Linked DNA regions of Mus musculus: all the other regions are linked to region 2. Evidence: chromatin loops called from intact Hi-C (ENCODE). Cell type or tissue: left cerebral cortex. All regions are shown on one strand.

Evidence for each region. Hi-C counts contacts between places; a loop is a spot of excess contacts. Peaks named below come from ENCODE experiments on the same cell type or tissue, not always from the same donor. Only the 100,000 strongest peaks of a DNase experiment are listed, where the experiment ranks them.
Region 1: a loop joins it to region 2, with 2.0 times the contacts of the local background. A loop is called at or near these places in 3 of 42 quality-filtered maps.
Region 3: it touches region 2 in a loop (2.0-fold over the local background); 4 of 42 quality-filtered maps call a loop at or near these places.

What each region holds. Positions count from the first base shown.
Region 1 is chr12:117,122,796-117,130,795 of GRCm38, forward strand. The region is part of intron 12 of Ptprn2 (protein tyrosine phosphatase, receptor type, N polypeptide 2); the gene reads left to right. Among named protein-coding and RNA genes, the nearest start is that of Gm10421, 24 kb to the right of the region's middle. In left cerebral cortex, no CTCF peak of the experiment used is centred here; DNase peaks (open chromatin) are centred at 4,516 and 4,863; H3K27ac peaks cover 530 bases.
Region 2 is chr12:117,050,570-117,058,569 of GRCm38, forward strand. The region is part of intron 12 of Ptprn2 (protein tyrosine phosphatase, receptor type, N polypeptide 2); the gene reads left to right. Among named protein-coding and RNA genes, the nearest start is that of Gm10421, 97 kb to the right of the region's middle. In left cerebral cortex, CTCF peaks have their summits at 1,980 and 3,638 (motif pointing right); DNase peaks (open chromatin) are centred at 3,412, 3,845, 4,015 and 6,557; H3K4me3 peaks cover 925 bases; H3K27ac peaks cover 747 bases.
Region 3 is chr12:117,332,811-117,340,810 of GRCm38, forward strand. Gm5441 (predicted gene 5441) reads right to left here and starts at 4,202. Exons shown (of 3, transcript NR_044987.1): 1 at 4,071-4,202. In left cerebral cortex, no CTCF peak of the experiment used is centred here; no DNase peak of the experiment used is centred here.

The DNA.
Region 1 (8,000 bases), 72 kb after region 2:
AAACCGTATCTGAAGCAGCGCAGAGCTGTGCTTTCTCCCTCAAGAACTTCTGTGGCATTTCCAAGCCTCAGAGATCAGACACCCAATGGTTGCATGTAAAAGCGAGCATCTCAAGCATTAGCTGCCTGGTATTAAAGGGCCCAAAACAATCTGGGGCAAGACTGGAAGCATTCCTTCTGTGTTTTTTGTCCCCTGTGGTTTTGGTATAGACTGGAGGAGCTGCTGACCTGAAGCTGACAGCATTGTGGCATCTGTCTGTTCAGTCCCAGGCTGCACATCCTTCATCCCGCACCCCACATCTGCCCACTTCCTGGAAGTCCTGCTGCAAAGCTCCGTGGTGCCCTCGCCTTCCTGGAGCTCCTTCTCCTTTCTCTCCTGTTGTCTACTCTGATGCCAAAACTGTAGTGTTCAAGCACAGCTCACCTAAATGTTGGCCTCCTGGGATCCAGGAAGCAAAGCACCATCCGAGACTGAAAGAAGCATGGTGGGCACAACTAGAGTCTGTCAGTTCAGCTGGTGATTGTGAGGTCCTTGTTCCAATAGATTTTTTTTTAAATGATATACTACCAAGAGAGCCCCACAGTGTTTAAAAGTTTAAAGCATTTGTGTTGAAATAAAGTTCAGAAGAACTTCCATCAGGGCTAGAGAGATGGCTCTGTGGTGAAGAACACTGGGTACTCTTCCAAAGAGTCTGACTGTCAGCCCTCAAGTGACAACTCACAACTGTCTAGAATTCCAGTTCCAGAGGATCTAACATACTCTTCTCAGCTCTGCAGACACCAGGCGTGCACGAGGTACATCAGGCACACATACAGTAAAACACCCATTCACACAGAGTAATAATTCTAAAAGTTTAAAAAGAATGTTAGTCACCAGAACATCAAGGCTCTTTAGAACCCTAAGAAGGGCATGGAGGAGCTACAGCAGCTAGGTTCTGTGTGTGTCCCTGTGTTTCAGGGGTGCAGGTTTGGGGGGTGCCCCTGTGTAGACCTCCCGAGTCAATCCCCACACTTGCCTTAAATTCGTTTTCCAGGTTGTGAGGACATCTTTAGGATAGGGCACCACATCCTGCAGTCACAGCCAGGTTATAGGCAGACATTCTAAAAGGGGTGCAGTATTCAGACGCTTCTGCCCTGAAAACTCTACCTATTTACACCTAAGACACAGAAGTGCTCCAGTATCCCCCACAGACTGACCCACCCTTGTGCAGCCATGCAGAGCCCCTGATAAGGAAGAACTGACTCCTACCTGTATTTGTCAGTCACATAGATTGTTGCTGTGACAATATATCAGAAAAATGAAGCAGAAGGAAGGAAGGAAGGAAGGAAGGAAGGAAGGAAGGAAGGAAGGAAGGAAGGAAGAGAGGGAGGGAGGGAGGGAGGGAAAGGGAGAAAGGAAGGGAGGAAGGGAAGGGAAGGGAAGGGGGAGACAGGAGGGGAAGGGGGAAGGGAAGAGGGGGAGGGGAGGGGAAAGGGAGGGAGGGAGGTTTGGGGTTTCTTTGGTTTGGGGGGGGGGGCGGGGTTGCTTCATTGTTCAAGGGTAGAGTCTGCCATGACAGAAACCACACAGCAGGAGCTCAAGGCAGCTACTCACATTGCATCAGCAGTGAGGAAGCAGAAAGAGATGGATGCTGCTGCCAGGCTCTCTCTCTCCTTTTCATTCTGTCAGGACCCCAACATGTGAAATAGTGTTGCCCACAATTAAGATTTGTCTTCCAACCCCAATTAATCTAATGTAAATAATCCCTCACAGACATGCTAGAGCTTTGTCTTCTATATGATTGTAGGTCCTGTGAAGTTGACAATATTGACTTTTACATTCTATATGTTCCTAAATCTCAGCTCAGACACAGAGACATAAGAGAACTGGTATTAGCAGAAATGCTACCCCTTCCACATCTCTGGGACAGCACATAAAGCCAGATTCCACCTGGACTTCAAAGGACCATGTCTGCATGTCCCATTGGCATATGTGCCCAGCATGCCCAAGGACATACAGGCTCCCTAACTCTGTACTGAAGCAAGTGTGCCTGAGGTGCCACAGAAGGCATTCATATTATTAATGGATCACACATACACACACAGCTCATGTAACACCATTGCCTGGCTACAAGAGTACAGCTCTGGCTTCTTGCCCCATCCACAGAAGCATCTGGCCAGGCTATCTAGAGAAGTAGATATGCTTAGGTAAAGTCAGTGGACAATCCAGTATGTGTACAAAGGCTTCATAAGACACTGCGAAATTAACTTTTTAATGAACAAATGAAATAAAATACAGCTGACCCAGGAACTTGGCTGATCATGTTTGTCTATAATGCTGGGTTGACCCTACTAGGGTTTTCTCTTACAAAGAAACACACTGCCCTGGGAGCATCATGGAGCCTCTGCAAAGGGCACTGGCCAGGAGTAAACTTATTCTACCCTTTACAAATGTCAAGTCATCACACCAGAACAGGAGGGGTACATTTGTAGAGGAAAGCTATCACCTGGGTGCAGAACTAATGCTTCCAGCTAGCCCTGGTCAATTGTATGTCCTGCTCTGTCTTCCTCTGGAATGAATGGAGCCACATGTAAGGCACGGACACCCTGTGCATAAACAAGGCCCCAGGAGCCGATAAAGATACCCTATTATCTTCCCCACCAATGCGATATTCCAAGCCATCTCTGCCTTGCACTTGGAATAAATCACCCAGATAGAATGGGAATCCTCTAACAGGGATTCAACACACTTCATGCTTACACCTACTGAACCTGGAATCCCTAATTCGGTGTCACACAGCTGACTCCAAGGCTTTGGTTTTTGAATACCACCTTCTCTTCGTGGTGTCCCCCAAATCCCTCTCTGTATACGCATCACTGGAATCTCATATATATATTATGAAAATATCTCTCATATATGATCATGGCTTAGATTTCTCCCTCACTGAACCTTTAAAGGCTTTATAAGTTTGTATGTTGTGGCTTCAAAATATAGATTGGACACAGGAAGTGGTTTAACCTGTAACTCCCACTAGGTATTTTCAACAAGAACTGGGGCCTTCTAGCTTTAGCTTGGAACTCTCCAACCTCACTGAGGGCCACATTCCTCTGAGCAGTGATAGGAAAGGGAAAGGAGGGAATCATCAAGGAAGGTGTTTCACGGCAGGTGTCAGTCTGTGATCTGTTATTTCCCAGAGACACCTAGCATTCACACATGCTGGAATGCAGAGCTGGGACCCACCCAGGCAGAACTAGAACATACAGACCATTCCCACAGCACTACATCCATGGCTTACTGCTCAGGATTCCACAATAGCTGCCCTAAGTTCCTCTTTGGAGAACCATCTGGTGAGCCACAAGCTAGAACACCATCACCATCACCTTCAGCTCTGAGAGGACTAGAGAGATGCAGGAGAACTTCCCCAGACATAGCCTCATGCTGTCGCTCCCACTTTCAAAATTACAAGCGAATCCATGCGCCTGAGTCCTGTAGTCCATTGTCAAATGTACCCTCAGCCCCTGAGAACAGCCAGGCACTGATTGAACACCCTGCAGTTGCTTGCAGGTGAGCAAAGAAGGTTGAGCAAAAAAGCTCTTCCGCCAACAACACTGTACATCTCCCATGGAAAAAAAAATTCCTAAAACTAACTAACTGACTAACTAACTAACTAACTAACCCTCTCTCTCTCTCTCTCTCTCTCTCTCTCTCTCTCTCTCTCTCTCTCTCTCTCTCTTTGTCTCTCTCTGTCCCTTTCTCTCTCCATATCTCTCTCTCTCTCTCTCTCTCTCTCTCTCTCTCTCTCTCTCTCTCTCTCTCTCTCTCACACACACACACACACACACCTGAGTTGAGGATTCAGTCCAAAAGTTAGGTCAGGTCTTCAGTTGAAAGTATGTTAGGACTGTTCAACACCTCACACTTTAAAATATTCTTCCATATAGTTTTATTCTACTGTTTGCTTTGAAGTGCTCTCTCAATCTTGCGTGACATAGTCATTTCTGAGAGGGAGTTTTGAAGCCTTACTTTTAAATCCAGATCTCCAGAGACTGTGTGTGAACCCAGATAAGATTCAGATCCCTGGGAAAATCATACCCGTGTTAGGCCACTGGTTCCAGTAACCCGTGTGCCCACCACACAATAAGACTCAGCTGGTTCCAAATGCATAGGTAAATCTGTCATATTTACCAGTGTGGTCCCAGTTTAGTTCCAAGGTGTAATGTGATGGGTTTTCTAGTCAAGGAGGTCAGTGAGAACTGCTCGGCCCATCTAGGTCCAGCTAAGCCATGGGAAGTAGGGCCAGAAGAAAGGTAGATAGCGGCCACTAGAACCACATTAAAGCAACATAGGCAAATGGACTTGTTGGTACTCAGTAGAGTGGGGTCAATAGTCCCTGGGGGCCTCAGTGGTGGACACTCTGGAGGCCCCAGTGCATCTTGAACACTGAGCTGCCTGCGACGTCATAGGTTCCACTTTCATAGGGCCACTCTTCACAGCAGGCTAAAGCAGCAGATGCTGAACAAGGTTTGTTCACACCCACACCATGAAAGGTGGGAATGGGAACAAATCTGGGGTCCAATACCAGGTCCTAGTTTGGATGGCCTCTGAAGGCTAACCTGTTGGCCCTTATTCTTCATTCATGGGGGTATGATCTCATGGCCTAGGGCTTCAGCCATGGAGATAGCTTACATTATCATTTCAAAGCCCAGAGAAAGGGCATTGTTCCAGGAATAAGTATAGCCTATAATATCTTAGTAAGAAGGGAGCATAGTTAAGAATAGATAATTCTATTTATTCTGGCGTCTTGGCTGAATCACTGTTTAGTCATTGGGATGTTGCTAAAATATTTGCACATCTCTGGGGATGGGAGATGTTGAAAGCTGGCTTCCCCCTTTCTGTCTCTTACAAACCCGGATGCTTACCAAGCTTACAAAGTACATCTGCTGCCGAGGGTGTATGCAGTTCTTGTTTTCAGAAGGAGGGTTGTGCTTCCCTAAGACAAGCATTCATGGAACACGGCTGTATGCCCATGGCTGTGGTCGAAGCACATGGGAGATACAAACATGGGGAACGAGGCAGATACAACAAGGCAGTCATATTCCAACAGAGCTTTGTGTGTGGCATCAAAGGACAGAAATAGTTCAAGACTGAGCCACACAGTGGGCACAGCCCCTCAAGGCCAGGGGTTCTGGCCACAGCAAAGTCTAACTGGGCCTCCCCTAGCCCCTAGCCAACTACTGAGATAGCTTGTGATGTAAGTCTCTTCTTTCTCTACATAAGGAGATCAAAGAGAGATAGCATACAAAAGTCTGTAACACACAACACAGTTTCTGTCCAAAGTAATGTTGGCTCATTAATGACTTTCGGTGTTTCCCTGATCTTGCCCATTGGCTCTTATGCCCCAGTATCATCGTCTGGATTCACAAGGCCAGGAACAGCAGAGTGTGCCATCTACGAATAGCCTCTTCTGAACACTGTTGTCTGAGCCTCCCTCCCTCCTCCGTGGCAGGCAGGAAGGCCTCTGGGTGGGAGCTGAGGGCTCAAATCTGAACTCAGTGGATCTGAGGGTCTGTTCCAGAGTGTGCAAGGCTGGCCTGGGTGGGAAATCCATCCCTATTTGTTCCAATTTCATTAACCTCATATAAGAAGCAGGTGAAAGCAATTTATGCAAATCCTCTTTCAATAGTCTGAGACATTTTACCTTTTGATAATAGGCAGACAGGCCGAGGAAAAAAGCCTCAGACAAGCAAGTTTTGAGGACCCAATTTAAAATTTGAGCTACCTTTCTTTCCTACCTCTTCAAAAGCCTTTCTGAGGATAAGAGTATAATCCCTTAGTTGGGTACAAATGTTTGAGATTTTGTGTTTCTAAAATCCAATTTGAATGAGTCTTGAACTTTAAAGCTGTTTTGTCTTCTGAATCAAAAGGCACCATGTGCCTCCGTCCTGAAGAATGCAAGCACCTCTGTCCTCAGCCCTAAGCCTAGAAGGAGCAGATGCTTGGAGCACCATCATCCTGAAGCTCCAGAGCTGCCAGCTTCTTCTCAACAAAGGCCCCCTGGCTTCTGCCCGTCAGCCACAGAAGCCTCCCTGCACGAGCATCTGGGAGCCAAGGCAGTAATTCAGGAAGGTCGAGACATTTCTGCAAATCTTGGTACACCACCGCATATGGACCACTGGATTCCAGCGCTAGGCTGAGCAGCCCCACTCTCTACAGGGTGTCCCCTGCATGCCTGTGGGTGCGTGTAATCCTCCAGGGATAGAGAGGGCCCATCCAGGGTCCACAGGGTGAGCTAAGGGGGCGACACTAGGCTAGTGCTGGGCTGTGACATTATCATTGGTGAAAGGGGAGGAAGAACTTCTGCCCAAGGGAATGAATGTCAGCGTCACCGCAGCAAGGACTCCAGATCGGCAGGGCCAAGCTCCCAACCCACAGGCTCACACTGGCTCACCATAGACACCGTCCCATCTCTCAAGCCCTTTTCTTAGTAATTCACAGTCCCAACAAAATTTACCACCAGCCACTACGAGCTTGTCACGTTAACAGCACGTTAAGTATGTGATGTCATATGGCCATTCCTACTGTCCATCTCTAGAACTTGCTTAACTTCCCAAACTGGAATTCTGTGAGGACGGACTTAGCAGTTGCTCTCCCATTAAACAGTTATTTCCCCAGTCCCTTCCAAGCTCTTGGTGCCCATCATTTTCTCTCTCTCTCTCTCTCTGAATGCGATAGTCTTAGGAACTCCCTGAAAGTGGGGTTGTACAGTATCCATCCTTTAGTGTCCAGGCATAGTATCTTCTAGGCCTACCCTGTTGTAGAATATGCCAGAATCCCCTTCCTTAAACGCATAAGCATTTTAGGATATAGATGGACCACACATTGCTTGTCCACCCCTTTTAGGTGGGAGCTTTGGTTGGCTTCCCCCTTTAGCTTTTGGGAACTGTGCTTCTCTGGACATATGTGCACTGACATCTATGAGGGTCCCTGTTTTCAGTTCCAGAAGAGCAATCACTGCATCCTTTAGTGACCTACACTGTCCTGAGGACCCTGGCTGACATATGCATTTCCACCAGCACCCAAGGCTCAATTCCCCACCTCTCTGCCAGCACTTGTTATGTTGTTTTGATTTTCCCAGTTGCCATCCCCAACAAGTGGGTTCTCACTGCTGCCTGACTGGTTTCCCACATCATCAATGCTGGGCATCTTCTTTGTGTGCTTGCTGACATGCATGAATCAATATCTCTCTCTCTCTCTCTCTCTCTCTCTCTCTCTCTCTCTCTCTCTCAATGGCCTTTCAAGTCATTTGTTCACTTTGAACTGAGGTGTGTGTATACATGTGTAAGTGTGTACATATGTGTGTGTATGTGTGTGTGCATGTGTGTGTGTGTATTAAAAGCTCCCTGTATACTGTAGATAATAGTCCCTTGGTAGTGTCCATGAAAGGTTTTGTTTGTTTGTTTTTTAAGTTTGATGGAACCAAATTTATCTAATTTTTCTTTCTTTACCTGTTTTCAGTATCGTATCAAGGAAATCATTACAAGATCTGATGCAGGGAAGACTTCAGCATTTTCTCTGAAGTCAATAGTGTTCTCTCTGTCACTCAATTGTGGCTCTATTTTGAGTTAGCTTTTGCAGGTAGCATTAGATGAGGGTCTGAATTCTTTTTCTGAGTGAGGAACTTGTTTTCCTAGCACCATTTATTGAAGAGAATGCCCTTTTCCCATGGATTTTTTTTTAAGGTCAGTTGATTTTTTATAGTATATGGGGGAAATGGTCATTTTCAAGTAAAATTTAAGTGAATTTCAGATCAGCACCATATTTTTAAATTACAAAATTCATTTAGCATGATCTTTAAAATATTGCTAATGTAAAGTCAAATATTGACTCTTTTCAGTTTAACATGTGATGTATGCTTTTTAATTTACTATAGATTAATTATGTAAGAAAATGTGATCCATGGAAAGTAAACTCACCAATAATATATCATGTTTAGTTTGGGAACTAAATACTTATTAAAATGG
Region 2 (8,000 bases):
AGTATAGGGGGAAATATGGCACTAAAAGCCAACCAGGGTAACTTAGGGAGTCATGGAGGTGATAGTTCAATATGGCTGCCATTGGATCAAACTGAATCCTGATAAGAAGGCCATATCTGTTGTGGCCACCCTGCCTCCCATATCACCAATCAACAATGGCAGAGTGCTCCTTAGCTGCTGGCGAAAGGCTTCGAACCACCTCTTCACGGGCCTCCTGACAATCTCACATTGCACCTTCTTAGCTCTCAACCTGTCAGAGAAAAGTTGGGTAGATTCTCAATTGAAGAATAAAGACCCTGGTGCTTGGCAGTGGCCTTCTGTCTGGTTGTTGCCTTGGGTGGGTGTGGCCTGTGGTTGTTGCCTTGGGTGGGTGTGGCCTGTACCTCAGAAAGCTTCTAAAGAGTTGAGTGAAAGATATCTACCTCCTGAGCTCTCGGATAGTACTGATGCCTTCTCCTAAGCTTTGCCTTGCTATATGGGACGGGGAAGTGGGGGATAAGAGTGTTCTATACAAGAACACCATAAGTGTCCCTGTGGAGTGCCTTCCTGCAGTCCCAAAGCTCATCCACACAGTCCATTCAGATCTCATCGAATGTCATTTGTACTTTCTATATCTTCCCTGGGTAGTTTGAATTTTCTAAGGGAAGGGTTTAAAGAAATGCTTTCCTCATGTGGGTTAAGAAATATTTTTTAAGAACTACACTAATTTATATTTAGCATCTGCGTGTGTGCACAGATGTGGAGACCAGGGGACAACTTGTGGAAATCTGTTCTCTCCAGATATGTGGATCTCAGGGATCAAACTCAGATCATCAAGATTGGTGGCAAGTGCCTTCACCCACTGAGCCACCTCACTGGCTGCACAAAGGCATGTTAATACTTTCTTTGAAAACTTGTGATTTTTTCCATATCCAAACTTTAATATACTTGGCATTGATCTACATGTGCCATGGAAGCCAAGCCCACTTTACCTTCTTTTTTCAGCATGAACTTCGAAAACATTCCTTTTCCCTAGTGACCCGTTTGTTACCCTAGCTGTCTTCCAAAGCCCCCCTTCCTAGCAGAGCAGGTGGGATCCTTGGGATATGTAATGGCCCAGCTTTGGGGGGTGGGGATCCTCTGTACTGTGGCTTCTCAAAATGTTCTGGTGACTCCTGGTCTGAGCCATGATCAACATGAGAGGCTTAAAGCTGTGTAATTCAGCATGAGAAATCTGACACGTGAAGATAATTGGACAGTTGGGGGGCTGATCAAAGGACCCACAAAAGGGTAAATCACCTCATGTGCTACCTCAAAATGACGTAAGAACAAGGGAGTGCTCTCAGACTATGGTTTGCAGAGGATAGCTAAAGGAGGGCCTTTTCTGCATCTTCTCTTGCTAGCCACGTACGTTGTACGTTCTCTAAAGCAGTAAGCCCTTTGCTTTACGTGAAATGTCCACTGCCAGGAGCAAAGAGATGATTCTCTCCCCCTTGTATGGAGAAGATAGAATTATGTGCCTGTCTCATATCTGTGACTCGTCTGCTTGTTGAAAACAGACCTTAGAAGAGAAAGAAGACATCGGCCAGGTGGGTCCTCACAGAACAACCCTCCACCATGTGTCAGGGTCCTGATGGGACCGCCACAAGTCCTCAGCGCACCACCCATGCCAAGGACAGCATTCCCCTGCAGGGTGCAAACTGCAAGTCCTTGGGCACTGAGGTCAAATTAAAAGTGAATACACTCACAGCAGGGCAAGACTAACCATAATGTATTCATTTCACATAGCACACCTTCTTTATCCATGGGATTCCAAGCTCTTCCCCTTAGGCTCCCCTTACCACCATGCTCAGCCCTTCCCTTGATATCTTGCTCTGCTGTTAATGGGCCTCCTACTCACACCATTCCTCTTCCTAGCATCTTATCTCTCCCTCTAACTCCAGCCTAGCTATTACTGCTTCTCCCACTGGCCATTTCTCCTCTACCTAATGGTGGCAGGCTAGGTCCAGGGAGCCTCATGCAGCTCTGCAGAGAGATTAGTGCACATCCTTAACAGGCAATGTTGGTGTGAACCTACAGGGCACTGTGATTACCCCCAAGACCAAATCAGCATAAGACAAGCAGCAATGGAATTCTTCCTCTGTAATTTCTTGTTTGTGAACAATTAGTTCTCTGAGGACTGTGATGACCTGCATGGGGGACTCCTGGTGCAGAGACATAGGATATAGTCACCAGGATAAAAGAGGACTGTGGTGACCTGTGTGGGGGACTCCTGGTGCAGAGACATAGGACCTAGAAAAAAACACCTGGTGGTTCTTCATCACAGGCCCTACTTATCAACAAGTTAACCTCCCTGCAACAGCCTTCAAACTGTGTGTGTTAAGCAACAACTGCTTATTATTCAGTGTAGCTTTCCAAAGAAAACCAGGGTATTGCAGATGTAAATATGTGTTCATTAGTTGTTCCCACAGCCACCTCAGTGAGCAATCCCCAACTGTCACATATACACGCATGGCCATACCTCCCAAGGGACCCATAGCCAGTGACAAGGAAGAACAGAGCTTAGAGAGAGGCATGCTAGGATCCCTTTGCATGAGGGGAGTTCGGTGTGGCCCATGTGCTAGAGAAGGTGGCAAAGACACCAAGCCAGGGAGTCCATATGCAGGCGCTGAAGGCCATCCAAGGAAGCCGTGCAAGGCCCTAGTGGCCACCATTGCGCTGTTTCCTTGTAATTATACACACCTCGTGTGCTTGCTTTTGAAGACATTAATTGCATGATTAGTTTTATGATTTCTTCTGATTACCAATTAAGTTACCTTTCTTATTTCATACATACCATTAGACCGTACAGTGGTGCTTTTTTAATTTCTCACTTAGCAGGGGTTCTCACACATCTGAAGGCTACATTACCCTCTCAATAAACAGAGAGGGTTTAATTTTCTGTGCAAGTATTGGTGTGGACTTGGCAGGATGATGTTTCAGATTTTATGCTATCAAGAGTGACATTTAATTTTATAGGGGGGTGGAAATCTTGGTTGTCACTGTCACAGCAATGTTCACAGAGCATGAGCTGAGAAACGTGTAGAGACCAGAGCCCGTGGTCCCACACTCCTGGCCTGCGTACAGTTGTCATGTTTCCTTTCTCTGAGGAGTCCATCTCTAGTCCTTCTCCCTTTATTTGCATTGGTTAATATGTCTGATTCTCCTAAGCTAGGCCCACAAAGGCCTTTGTGCAGGGCACTCTCCTGAGGTTGGTACATTCAGGCAGGCGTCTGTACAAACTGTTTTCCTTACACACGATTCGCACAGGAGTTTGTGCAGTGAATTCTCCTCCTCGGCGGGGTTGAGAAGGTGAGAAGCTGCAGCTGTACGGCATAGAGTGAGCGCCCCACATCGCCTGCAAAGAAAAATCCAAATGTAATCAACAGACGGTCAGGTGGAGGAGACTAATTGGATTGCTCTGAAATGACTCCATAAACCGGGAATGTGTGGGTGGAGGCAGGGTTTACCCATGTGATTCAGCGGTCCCGATTCACAGCGGCACACACAAAGGGGCTGCGAAAATGCTGTTTATAATATTGTGTATGGGTTGGAGACCCGCAGGTTGATTTAAAATGTATGTATAGTTCCAGGGCTCTGACAGCCAGGCCGCCCTGGAGGGGGAGCCGCTGGGAGGTCTAAGATACTTTTAATTGGATGTGGCTATAGAAAGAGAAAGTTCCAATTTCGATGTTGATCCTTGAAGTATTAGCTCGACAAAGCTTTGCATTGTGGTGCACAGAGAAAGGAAGGAGGACGAAAGGGGTGGGGGACACACTGTCCCTGCAGTACCATATGCTCTTCTGCGGGCCCACGAGGGCTACACACTTTCCTAGGGAAAAGTGAAAACCTGGGATGTTCCCACCACACACAGGGAGGGTACCCTAGTACCTCAACGCTATGATTTTTTTTCATAAATTGTACAAAAAATCATCACAGGGTTCCTGGGCACTCTTTATTTACCCCAGGCATGGGTGTTTAGCCACTCTGGCTCTTTCTAAATTCTGCTCCTTGTATTGTCTCTGCTCCTGAATTATGTATGAGCCTGAGTCTGTCAGTCCCTGAGCACAAAGACCACACTGGGCCTCTGGCACCCCTCAGTCTCAGTAATTACTGCTCCTTAAGGGCCAGTGTCCCTGCCCCAGTGTATTTTTGTGTATTTTTTAAAGACTAATTTAGGATTTCTTTAGGGGAGTTTTTCAGAGTCATCGTGTGTGGGGTGGGAGTGGGGAGGGCTCATTACCAGTGTTTCATGTAAGCCAAAATACAATATTATAAGTTAAAATTTAAAACTATTAAGAACAACAACAACAATAACAACAACAACAAAAAAAAGAGTTGGTAACATGAGTGGGTGCTGAAGAAGACCCACAGTGTAGTGCTCTGACTTCCCATCAAGCCCTCGGGTGGGGGTGGGCAGCTTGATCGGCTTGCCATCAGCTTCACCGTGGGCAGGGGGAAGGCGTGAAGGCAGGTGCCAGGGGTCCCACTCCAGGAGCTAGCTCTCCAACACCCGAATCTCTGTCCTGCAAGCATGTTGGTGTCAGTGGCCAATAGTGCTTGTGATGTTCCCTAGTAGCACATGGGAGGGACCTCCATGTAGGGTGGGCTCAACCAGCAAGGTCAGTTAGGAGGAGCAGTAGTTCCCCCTCACTCACACATGTCACCGGGAGACCCAAGCAGGCTGTGTACTGAGCCAGGGGCCTTTACCAGGGAACTTCCAGATGCTTGCCCTGGCTGCTCCCAGGAGAGTCCTGGTCTAGTGCTTCATTGGAAGGAAAACTGCTGGTTCCCAGTGGGGCCTGTGATGGGGACTTCTTCCAGGATCCGTGGTCTTTGGATGTGAATATCACTGCCAACAGTGTTCCTTCTAGCAGCTGCTTCCCAAGCTGGAACTCGGAGGGGCAAGGTGACTCTGGGCACACGGGAGTGGAGCATGGCCCCCTCTTTCAGTCCTTCGGAGCCAGGTGGTTCCACCTAGAACACTTGTTTATCCTGATCACTGCAGTTCTTATTTAGTGTACTGTGATGGGAGGGATAAACCATCACACCTTGCCTTCCCATTGGCTCGTCACATCAATACCCTTAAGTTCTACGTCAGACGATGCTCTACGGGGTCCATCTGTACAGTGTTCCTTCTGCAATTTGCTGTGCAAGCCAGGTGTCATTGGGTGGAAACTATGCCGAAGGGCAAGCAAGCATCCTACCACTGCCCCCATTCTTCTGACCTCGTGGTTGGTTCTTGGGCTGCGTCTTGTCCTCGTCTACACAGTTCTGACTGCCCCACCTCCACTGTTTCCGGCCCTTCCCTCATTATTTTCGAAGAGCTGAGCGAGTCAGGCTGATATGGCCACTGGTTCTGCTCTGTTGCCCCCAGTGTGGATTTTAACTCTGCTTTTGTAGCTTTAATTTCCTTACTCTTTCTTCATCTCCCCCAGTTCCTGCTCTTTGCCTTCATAACTTGATAACAGCCTAGCTTTTATTAAGCTGCTGTTTCTCATCGCACTGTGTCTTGGCTCCCACATTACTAACTCTGTCCCTGCGCCTTCTTTGGGCCGCGCAGGCAGCCAACCTCTTCTGGCCGTGTTTGTGAATATGTTCGCGAGGCTATTGCTTCAAAGCATGGGATACTGTGGCCTTTCCTGCCTTACAAATAGTCTCCCCAGATGCCCAGTAGATGGTTTTTAATCTTTTCTCTTTACTCAAGTCAAGAAGCCCCACACAGCTTCTTATTCTGACACAAGATGAGAAATGTGTTAGTCCCCTGGCTCAGGTCCCTGTCCACTCCTCTGTCAGAAGGATTCTCTTCCAGACACATGGCTCATGCATGGAGCAGGGAGATGGTTGATGCGCTCAGCCGAGGACAATCCCTGGATTCTGATGTATGTTTTAGACAGCTTTAGTGAAGTATAATTGATCTGTGATAAAATAGCCAATTAGATGCATTTAAAATATATTACATTTTCAACTAACTCATGGGGGTGGGCCATGATATACAAATGAAAGTCATAGGACAATTTGCAGGGACCAAACCATCTTACCCATCATTGTTGGATGCATTTTTGACAACTGTAATTGGGTTGGCAACCACCATGATGGAGACGGATGATAGCATTTGTTGTCCCAAAATGCCCCCGTGACCTCATCTATATCAGATCCAGTCCCTTTGAAGCCAGCACCCACAGATCTGCTTTCTGAGACTGTGGCCTCACCAATGTCTCCTGTGAATGGAAACAATGAAACTCACACAGTGGGCCTCATCCACTTTCATTTGTCATTTGCTTGAAGATACACTGCCCCGTGGCATCTGTTTCAGGGTTCTGCCTCCTCTTGTCTCAGAGCTCTGCCTGTTCCAGCCTGGTGAGCACACACAAGTCCAATCTACTTTGCCTCTGTGGCACTCTGAGCTGTGACATTCAGGAAAATCTAGAGACCCAGTGTGAGTTTGTAATCCAGCACCCAGTGCTATCTTCCTGCCGCATCCAGAAGCTTCCAGAGTTGCATCCTTGCCTACTCTCCTTGGAAGAGCTGACTTTGGACAGAAGTGGGAAGAATGTGGGTGAAGAAGAGCAGTCCCAAGTGTTCAGGCACCAAGAGGCTGGTGGAATTCATCTGTGAGTTCTGACTGTAAGTTCTCAAATCAGCCACAAAGTGAATTCATGCAAAGTTGGTGCAAAGGACTTCAGGCAGTCACAGGACAGATCCTAGAACAAATATGGAAGGTTCCATGGGCTCTCGGTGGTTCAGCACCTTGGATGGGGAACGTTTTCTCCCAGCTCTGTGATCTTAGAGCTGGGCTGCAATGAGAACTGGAAGGATAGAGCTTGAGACTGGCCGGTGGCAAGCTGTGATATGAAACGTGTTTCTGCATGGACATAATGTGACTTTGGCTCAGGGATCCAGAGCATGGCGCTCTTCCTTTGTAGCTCAAGCTTAGAGTATAGGAAAGGATCTGCCTGGAGATGGATCTTCCTGGGCAGTGCTGAGCTTCTCACCTACCAGCACAGGCAACACTTCTGAATCCCAGCATCCCTCCACGCTCATACATGTCACTCAGAGAATCTTTGTATTTGGCACTTACAATCACCCCTACCTACTATGCAATTTACCTTCAATTCCCTGAGAAGCAGTTAATGGGCCCTTGTAACTAGCCTGGTGCTGAGCATGTAGCTGGCCTGGTGCTGAGCATGTAGCTGGCCTGGTGCTGAGCATGTAGCTGGCCTGGTGCTAAGCATATAGCTGGCATGATACTGAGCATGTATCTGGCATGGTGCTGAGCATGCTGCCCCATGGAAATATGGACGGACTGATGAGAGAGCCTTTTGCCAGCCAGCTGACAGATGCAACGTGTTACAGGAATTCCAGAGGCCCCAGCAAAAGGCCACCCCTGCCCTAGAGCCTATTTCGGTGCCAGGTGCTAAGGGCTAGAAGTTGTACCTTGGTTCCGTATGTCATTGCCAAAGGCTGCTGTGGCACCATGGTATCACAGCGTGGGATGTCTCATAGTGTGATTGCACTGAGCCAATAGCAGGGAGAGGAGCTACTCAAGGAGACAAAATTAAGTGACTGGGGCTGCTGGTGGGTCATACTATGGGACCCGCCACATAGTATGGCTGCAGCAAATGCTTTCTTCCCACATTGCCAACAGATTACGACTCCCTGAAGTTAATAAGCATCTCCACCACTGAAAAGTCTCCCACAAACTCTTCTGAGTCAACCCATGTCCATACTTGTGCTCCAGCTCAGGCCTGCACACAGCTTGCTTTATCAAGAGAAGCATAGCTTCCTGGAGCTCTGTGAGGCCCCATGTCAGCTATCCAGGGTTCGCTGTTATGTAAGGCAGAGATATGCTGTACCTGGGGACCAGACTGGGTAGCTTTAGAGATACCCCTTGGAGATTCTACCTTGACACAAAGCACAGGAGCTCCAAGCAGCACAGTTGGGTTTTAAGTGAGTTTTGCATCTTTCCACTCATTCTAACC
Region 3 (8,000 bases), 280 kb after region 2:
CCTTACCACCCTAACAAAACACTATGATCTCCATACCTCAAGCTTCACATTATTTTTCTCATTGGTAACAGAAATTATAACTCAGGTTTCCAGTTCACCCAGTTCACATGCTAGATTTATTTATTACCGTATTGTGTAAGTGTTTTGTCTATATGTATCTATGTGCACCACATGTGTGCCAGGTCTCTATGAAGGTCAGATCCCCGGATGTTGCCTGTGCCCTGGACCGCCTTCTGCCCGACTCTACTTGCTCTTGGGGGTTGGAGGTGAGGTGATGCAGAATCAACAGCACAGACTCGGGGAATAGGTGAGAATGTTGCAGCAAGCTCATTAGAATGCTGCTGCAAGCTCCTTTAATACCCTCTACCCACACCTCATTGGTCTCAAGAAAGCATCTCTTTCAAACAGCAGTCAGGCAGTCTTCAATTAGGTCCTCTTGCAGGAGTTGCCTTTGTGGTTGTGCACACGCGCGCGCACACACACACACACACACACACACACACAGGCATTCATGCAGAAGCAGCCACCACCAGTCCTCCTACACCCTAGGACTGTAGTTACAGGAAGTTATGACCTACAATGTGGGCGCTGGGAATTGAACCTGGGTCCTCAGGAACAGCAGCCAATGTTCTTAAGCACTCAGTCCATCTCTCCAGCCCTAGTTCACACTCTAAATGTCTTTGCTAAGCTGGGGAGGATGCTGCCTGGCTGAACCTATACAAAGGGCAGGATATAGAGCCATTCACTCAGAATTCACAGGATGTCTTATTTAAAGTTTCTATTGCTATAAAGAACAAACAAACAAACAAACAAAACAACAAAAGAAGAAACAAACAAAAAAAACACCATAGCCAAAAGCAAAATAGGGGAGGAAAGGATTTATTCTGCTTACACTTCCACATCATAATCCAACATCAAAGGAAAGCAGAGCAGGAGCTCAAGGCAGGAACCTAGGAACAGGAACTGAAGGAGAGGCCATGGAGGAACTTGGCTTGCAAACCATGGCTTACTCAGCCTGCTTTCTTACACCTTCAGGACCACCAGCCGGTGGATGATAGCACCTCCTCCCAGGGCGCTAGGCCCTCCTACATTAAGCTTCAATCATAAATGCCCTCCAAACTTACCCACAGGTCAATCTGGTGAGAGCATTTTCTCCATCAAGGTTCCCTCTTCTCATGACTCTAGCTGGTATTAAGTTCACACACACACACACACACACACAAACCCAACTAGGACACAGGACTGCAGCAGGAGTGATGTCATAGGATTAGCATGGCTTCCCAGTGAGAAGTCACTCCACCATTAATAGTAGCTCAGAGATTAATAATAGCACCAGCCTGGTTCTGGCTATACCGGGAAACCAGCGCCCAATAGAAATCCCCACCAGCACAAATAGTTTCACAGCCCCAGGTACAGTTTGAGCCATTAAACATGTTTCACAGAGGCAGAAGTGCCAAGGACTGGTTGGACAGATAAAGATTTACAATGTAAAACTACTCTCATAATTGTCAGGAAACAGTCCAGGTGTTTTTACCAGGCAGCTGTTAACCAAAGTCGTCCTTTCTGCCTGGCAGAAACACTCTTACTGATAAGGGAATCAGGGGTGCTCCGTTAGCTAAGTTCTTTGTGTAACTTAATATTTCCTAAGCAACTTTAGTACACCCCTATTACATCAATCCATTACTCGTAGGGTTTTTAATATCAGTTAGAGTATTATTCACCATGGGCCATAATTAGGCTCAGTCCGTGAAGAATTTACCACAGAAACCTGGATTATCTGGATTTGATTCCCAGCGCATACAGAAAAACTAGGCATGGCTGAACATGCCTGTAATCCCAACACTGAGAGGCAGCAACAAGCTCCAGATTCCTGGAGAGCATTGGTCAGCCAGTCTAGCCAATCAGAGAGCATTGGTCAGCCAGTCTAGCCAATCAGAGAGCATTGGTCAGCCAGTCTAGCCAATCAGAGAGCTATAGCATTAGTGAGCAAACCTGTCTCAAAGAATAAAGAAGCAGAAGAGAGCTCAGCAGCTCAGAATACGCGCATTCCTCTCCACAAAGGGCCTATCTATACTCCAGTTCTAAGGATCTACCCTCTTCTGACATCCATAGATACCAGGCATGCAAGGTACACGCGTACATTCAGATAGGCAAAACACACATAAAGTAAAAACGTGTAGTCCTAATAATAAATAAAACCATACATACATACATACATACGTACATGCAGTAGAGAGCAATTGAGGAGGACGTTCAGCATTGACCTCAGGTCTCCATACACACGTGTATACAGATCTATAGGTACATGTGGTCACCAAATAGAACTGGTAAGGTCGAGTGAGCTCAGGCCCTGTGTATCTCTGAATCGAGAGCAGTAGGAGTGGAGCCATTCCCTACCTCCCTCTACCTCCTCTGGAACAGAGGTAATAACCAAGGCACCCTACTGAGGACCATGACAATCAGCCAGGTAGCATAAAACCCTGGCGTTCTCCATGCTGATGAGGTATCTAGAGGACCAGTATCCAGCCAATAAGCTTCTCTTCTTTGGGCATTCCTTCCCGCAAAAGGTATTTAATCCCTGGCTCACGGTGAGTAAAGTACAAGCATTTTCATCGATCAAATAAAGCCGCTTGAAGAAGCAAGGACTGTCTTTACACCAAGGATCACCACGGGGTTGGGGGAGGGGTGTTGTATCTCCTAGAGGTCTTCTCTCTTTCAGCCCCTCCATACTCTCAATTCTTACTTGGAATCAAACCGGCTTTGCTTCATCCTGGGCTCTATCTTTCCTTTCCTGGCTGCCCTGTGGATGCCCAAAGGGGAAGTACAGACCTGGGACCCCCATTCCTGCCTTCCAGTGGTATGCCAGTAATGCCCCCCCCTCCATCCCACAACCTCATTCCCTACCCTTGGATACACAGGAGACCAGGAACCACAGCATTCGTCCCAGACTCTGCTGTTTCCCACTTTGGGAAAAACACGGACTGTGGACCCCCATTATGGATTTCCTTCTGTCTCCCCCAAGCAGCATGCTGGCTGTGCTCCAGGCACCAGAGCAGGGAGTCAGGATGCAGCCCAGCAGGTACACACATGAGCATGTAAACATATATATATATATATATATATATATATATATATATATATATACACACACATATATATATATATATACACACATATATATGTATACATATATATACACACACACATGCATGCGTGCACATGTGCGCACACACACCTATAGACACGCTCACATGTAGTCACTGGGAAGAGGGTTTCTGGCTCTCATCATTGACCTTGGGCTGGGCCCTTCAGGCTAACTGCCTTCTCATCTGTGAAGCGGGAATACAGGTGTTGAATTGCCATGAAACGTGTGAACTAATGTACCCTTTGTATTGGCCACAGGACTCCCAGAGTCAGCAATGCCAAGCTACCACTGACCCTGGTTTCTGGGAGCACAGGGCATGAGAGGCACACAAGCCAGACACACTGGGCACTCTACACACTCCTGGGGAGCAGCACACAGTGCTCTCTAGTGTCCCAAACACAGATGCACTGTGGTTCACAGAAGGTAGACCAGCCTGCAGCCAGCTCCTTGCTGAGGAGGTCCCTCACAGATTAGTCTCCTGGCGGGGGAGCAAGCTTGCAATTACGTTTGCAGGTAGGCAAGAGAAAAACCAGTGTCTTCAGTAGAGAGATGGGGTGGGGTGGGAGTTCGGGGAGACCAGCTGCCCATAGCTGCCCAGCAGGCAGGATGGGTAGGTGAGGCAAAGCCAAGCCCCTTTGCCCTGGCACAGGACAGATTCACTCTACAGTGATACACAGCTGCTCACTCGCAATTCACAGGACCTCTGCAGCGGTGGGATTATTAATGACCACCTTCACCGAGTGTAATTAAGCAAACCACCAGTACTTTCTCCAAGCAAATATTTTGACTTTCTGTTTCCTCTTTGTCACAATAAAATTCTCATCTAAGCTCTCTCTCTTTCTCTCATGGGGAAGCTGCTCCTGAGAGGATGCTCCTGGGAGCATGAATCTTTTTAATCAGCAGATCAAAGCTACCTCCTCCTCACCTTGGTCTTCTCCCCTGAGAGGGCCCTAGAGTCCTCCCATGCTGGCTGTGTCCTCAAGCCTCCCATGAGAAGGGCCAACAGGGTCCAGACGGAGCTGCCACACACACAGGCCCCTGTGAGCTGAGCAGCAGGATCACCCTCTGCAGTAGTCTCCTAGAAGCCACCGGAAGCAGCTGTACCAGTGAGCCAATCTCCCCGGCAACTCAGTGACTTAGATCACTTCCCCTTTGCTTCCTGCTAAAGCCAGGTCAGGTTCCAGCTCCCTCTTGCCATGTAGGGATTCTCCTGCTGATCTTAGAAAGTGACCAGCTTCCCTGAGCATCAGTAAAGTATCCTAGCGGCATCATCCCTGTGGAATCAGAATCTGTGCTCTCATAAAGGGATGCTCAACCCCTGGGAAATACCTGGCCTTTGCTGTGGTGCACATAAATGCAACAGTAAAGAACTCATGTTTTCTAGAAAAATCCAAATATAAGCAGGTTAGGAAGCAGAGTGGCCTCCCTGGAGACCTAGGTTTGTGTTCTCTGATTTTCTTACCTTCCAGATGGGGTTTCCATCTCTGGAACCTATAAGAAGAGCCTGTCAAGGCATGCGCAGGCATGTCTAACAATTCCTGGGGGCCTCCATCACTAGCTTGGCTGTGGCACCCCAGCACTGCCATCATCACCACCACACAAATCCTCAGGTCACCAGTGCTGGTCCCATAGACACTATATCCCTGCCCCCATGAGTCTCCTGACTCTCCTAACAAGTTGAATTGTCAGGTACATTGCCAGAAGCCCAAGCATGTATGAGTGCCAATTGACCCATGGCACCCCACAGAAATCTTCAAGACATTTGGAGTTAGAAAGTAGTGCCCATGTCCAGACCTTGAGCCCCCTAGAAAACAACTCAGTTCATGGTGCACAGGAAGAGCTCCCAGGTGGAATTCTAACTCTGAGGAAGGTAATTGGGGCCCCACATTGCTTGGCCAATGTGGGCAGCAATCTAGCAGAAGAAGGCTAGAAAGGTTGCAGGACCCTGGTGTTAGCATTCAGGATTAAACTGTGGAGAGGATCCTTTCAGGGAGAGAGCTCAGACCTCAGAGCAGAAAACAGAGTGCTTGCCAGAGTCTCCCTCCTCCCACTGAGGCTCCTGAACAAAAAGCCTGGGTCCGTTCTGCTTCTCAGACTCTCTATTATTTCTTATTTTCCTGTCAATCATGGCCCAGTGCGTTTGCAGAATGCAGTCAGAGACGATTACTTCCTAGTGACCATGCCCTTGCATGTCACAGCTGTGCCTTCCTTCTAGGGATGGCTTCTTGTTCCGCAGTGCTCATGAATGTCTGTGTGGTCGGAGGCTCAGTGGTGCTCAGACCAATTCTCAGAGCCTTGGAGCAGAATGACCGAGTCAGACCCTCCCTGGGTACAATGACAATATGTGAACATAGTCACTGGGATTCCAAACATGGATTTTATTGAATTTGTTGATTGTTGCAAACTTAGTGATTTTTCCCCTACCATACAAAGATAATGTTGACTAGGCTGGGATAGAAATAGACTTTGGGAGGATGGGAGTTGCTCCTCAGTCATGTGGGCCTAAGTTAGAATCCTCAGCACCACATGAAAAGTCAGGCAGGGCGGTACACACCTGCCATCCAAGTACTGGACGCAGAGACAGGAAGATTCCTGGGGCCAGCTGGTCAGCCTAGCCAACTACTGCGGTCTAGGTTCATTATGAGTCTCTCCCTAGCTAGTTTTTGTCAACGTGATACAAGCTAGAGTCCTCTAACAGGAAAGAATCCCAGCTGAGAAAATGCGTCCATAAGATTGGAGACAGGTAGGCCTGCGGGTCATTTTCTTAATTAGTGATTGATGTGGGAGGGCCCAGCTCACACATCCCAGGGCTGGTGGTCCTGGGTGTTCTAGGAAATCAGGCCCAGTAAGTAACCCATAAGGAAGAAAACAGTAAGCAAAGCTCCTCTGTGGCCTCTGCATTGTCTCTACATGGTTCCTGCCTCCAGGTTCCTGTCTGGAGTTCCTGCCCTGACTTCCCCGGATAATGGGCTGTAAGGTGTAAAATGAAGCAAATCTTTCACCCCCAAGTTCCCTTTGGTTGTTGTGTTTCATCACAGCAACAGAGAAGTAACTAAGACAGAGACCCTGCCTCAAAAATCAAAGGGGAAAGCCTGGGGGTGGGGACTGTGCAGTGGGTAAAGTGCCTGCCATACACGCATGAGAATTGGAGTTCAGATCCCCAGACCCCCATAAAAGCAGAGCATTGTGGCACAAGCTCATACTCCAGTTCTGAGGAACAAAGGATCCTGGGAGCTAGGAACCACTGGAGCTGGAACAGCAAGCCCTGAGTTCAGTGAGAGACCTGGCTTGTCTCAAAATACAAGGTAGAGAATGATAGAGAAGGATCCTTGAAGTCAACCTCTGGTCTCCAAGTGAGCACTGCTGCACACACATGCATAAGACAAACACACTACACACACGCACACACACACACACACACACACACTGCATACAACATACACATGCAAACACACTACACATACATGCATACAACATACATGCACATATACACACCACACACATGCATACAATACACACACTACATGCACACACATGGACACACACTACACACACACACATGCATATAACACATACACTACATGCACACATGCATATGACATACACACTATACACACATGCATACAACACACACACATACACACACACACACACACACACACACACACACACACACACACTATGCTTTAGCTCAAAGAGCTAAAAGGAAAGCATCACCAATATTCCTGTCCCTGAGATATCTCCAGCTATGATGTCCCAGGAGCCCTATCATGGTGACTAGCTCTGCTTTCTCTAATCCACACACAATATCATGAACCTGCTTCCCTAAGCGTGGATCCAGCTTGGCTCACAACCCTGAGAGCAGACAGGAGGAGCCATGTCCTGAGTCACAGCTGCTTCAAGATGTGATTGTTCACTGAAGGTTCCCAGGGGACCTTAGAGATGCTGCCATCAAGCCCTTCCCATACACCACTCTGTTACTATGTTTCTCAGCCCTGCTACTAGGAAAAGCATTCTCCCTCAACCAAACACCAGCCCACCAGCAGAAATACTGGAAGCTGCTAACAGTCCATTTTCAAGACAGGAAGACTGAGCCAGAAGAACGAAATGCCAGGAGCAGTGAACACAGGTGGCTCTGGGCTGCTGGGCAATGTTCCAGCAGTTAACTGACAGCTGGACACAGATTGTTCTGTGCAACCTGTTCTGGGGCAAGCCACAGTGCCAGGAAGAGCAGCACCAGGTGGATCTCTCCAGCCCAACTTCCTTTGTTAGCTCAAAAACAAGAAGAGTGCAGTCTTTAGCAACCCTTGCAAAAGAGCACCAGGTGGTCTTGCTGCAGCCTAGTAGCTCTGGCACTCCTGAAGGAGCCTTGGCATTGAAATTCTCACTGTGCTGAGAATTTTGGTTTCTTTAAAAATCCAGATATATTATGAAAATATGTTTTTGCTTTGATCCCAGGTGTGGGATATGGGGCCGCTTCAGATTGTCCACAGCAGCTACGATTTGTCTCATGCTCTGTCAGGGGTGTGATTTTTGCCAGCTGAAGATAGTTTACATTTGGAATTCTGGGAACTCTTCAGACGGTATAAATATGTCAGAGCTCTGAGAAAGGCAGAGGCTGCTGCTCCCTGCTCCCCTGTTGCTGCTGTTAGTCAGGTGGTGATGAGCAAAGAGGCTTGGATATCCTGAGAAACTCAACACCCCTAATCAGCAGGAAGAAGTCTAATGAGATGGATCCCCTTTTCCCTCTAAACTTCTTGCTTTCCTACTAGTGTTGGGAGATTGGAAGGGATTGGGGTGGAGAAAGATGGTAGGTAAAAGAACCCAAGAAAGTAACTCAAAGTATGGATTACAG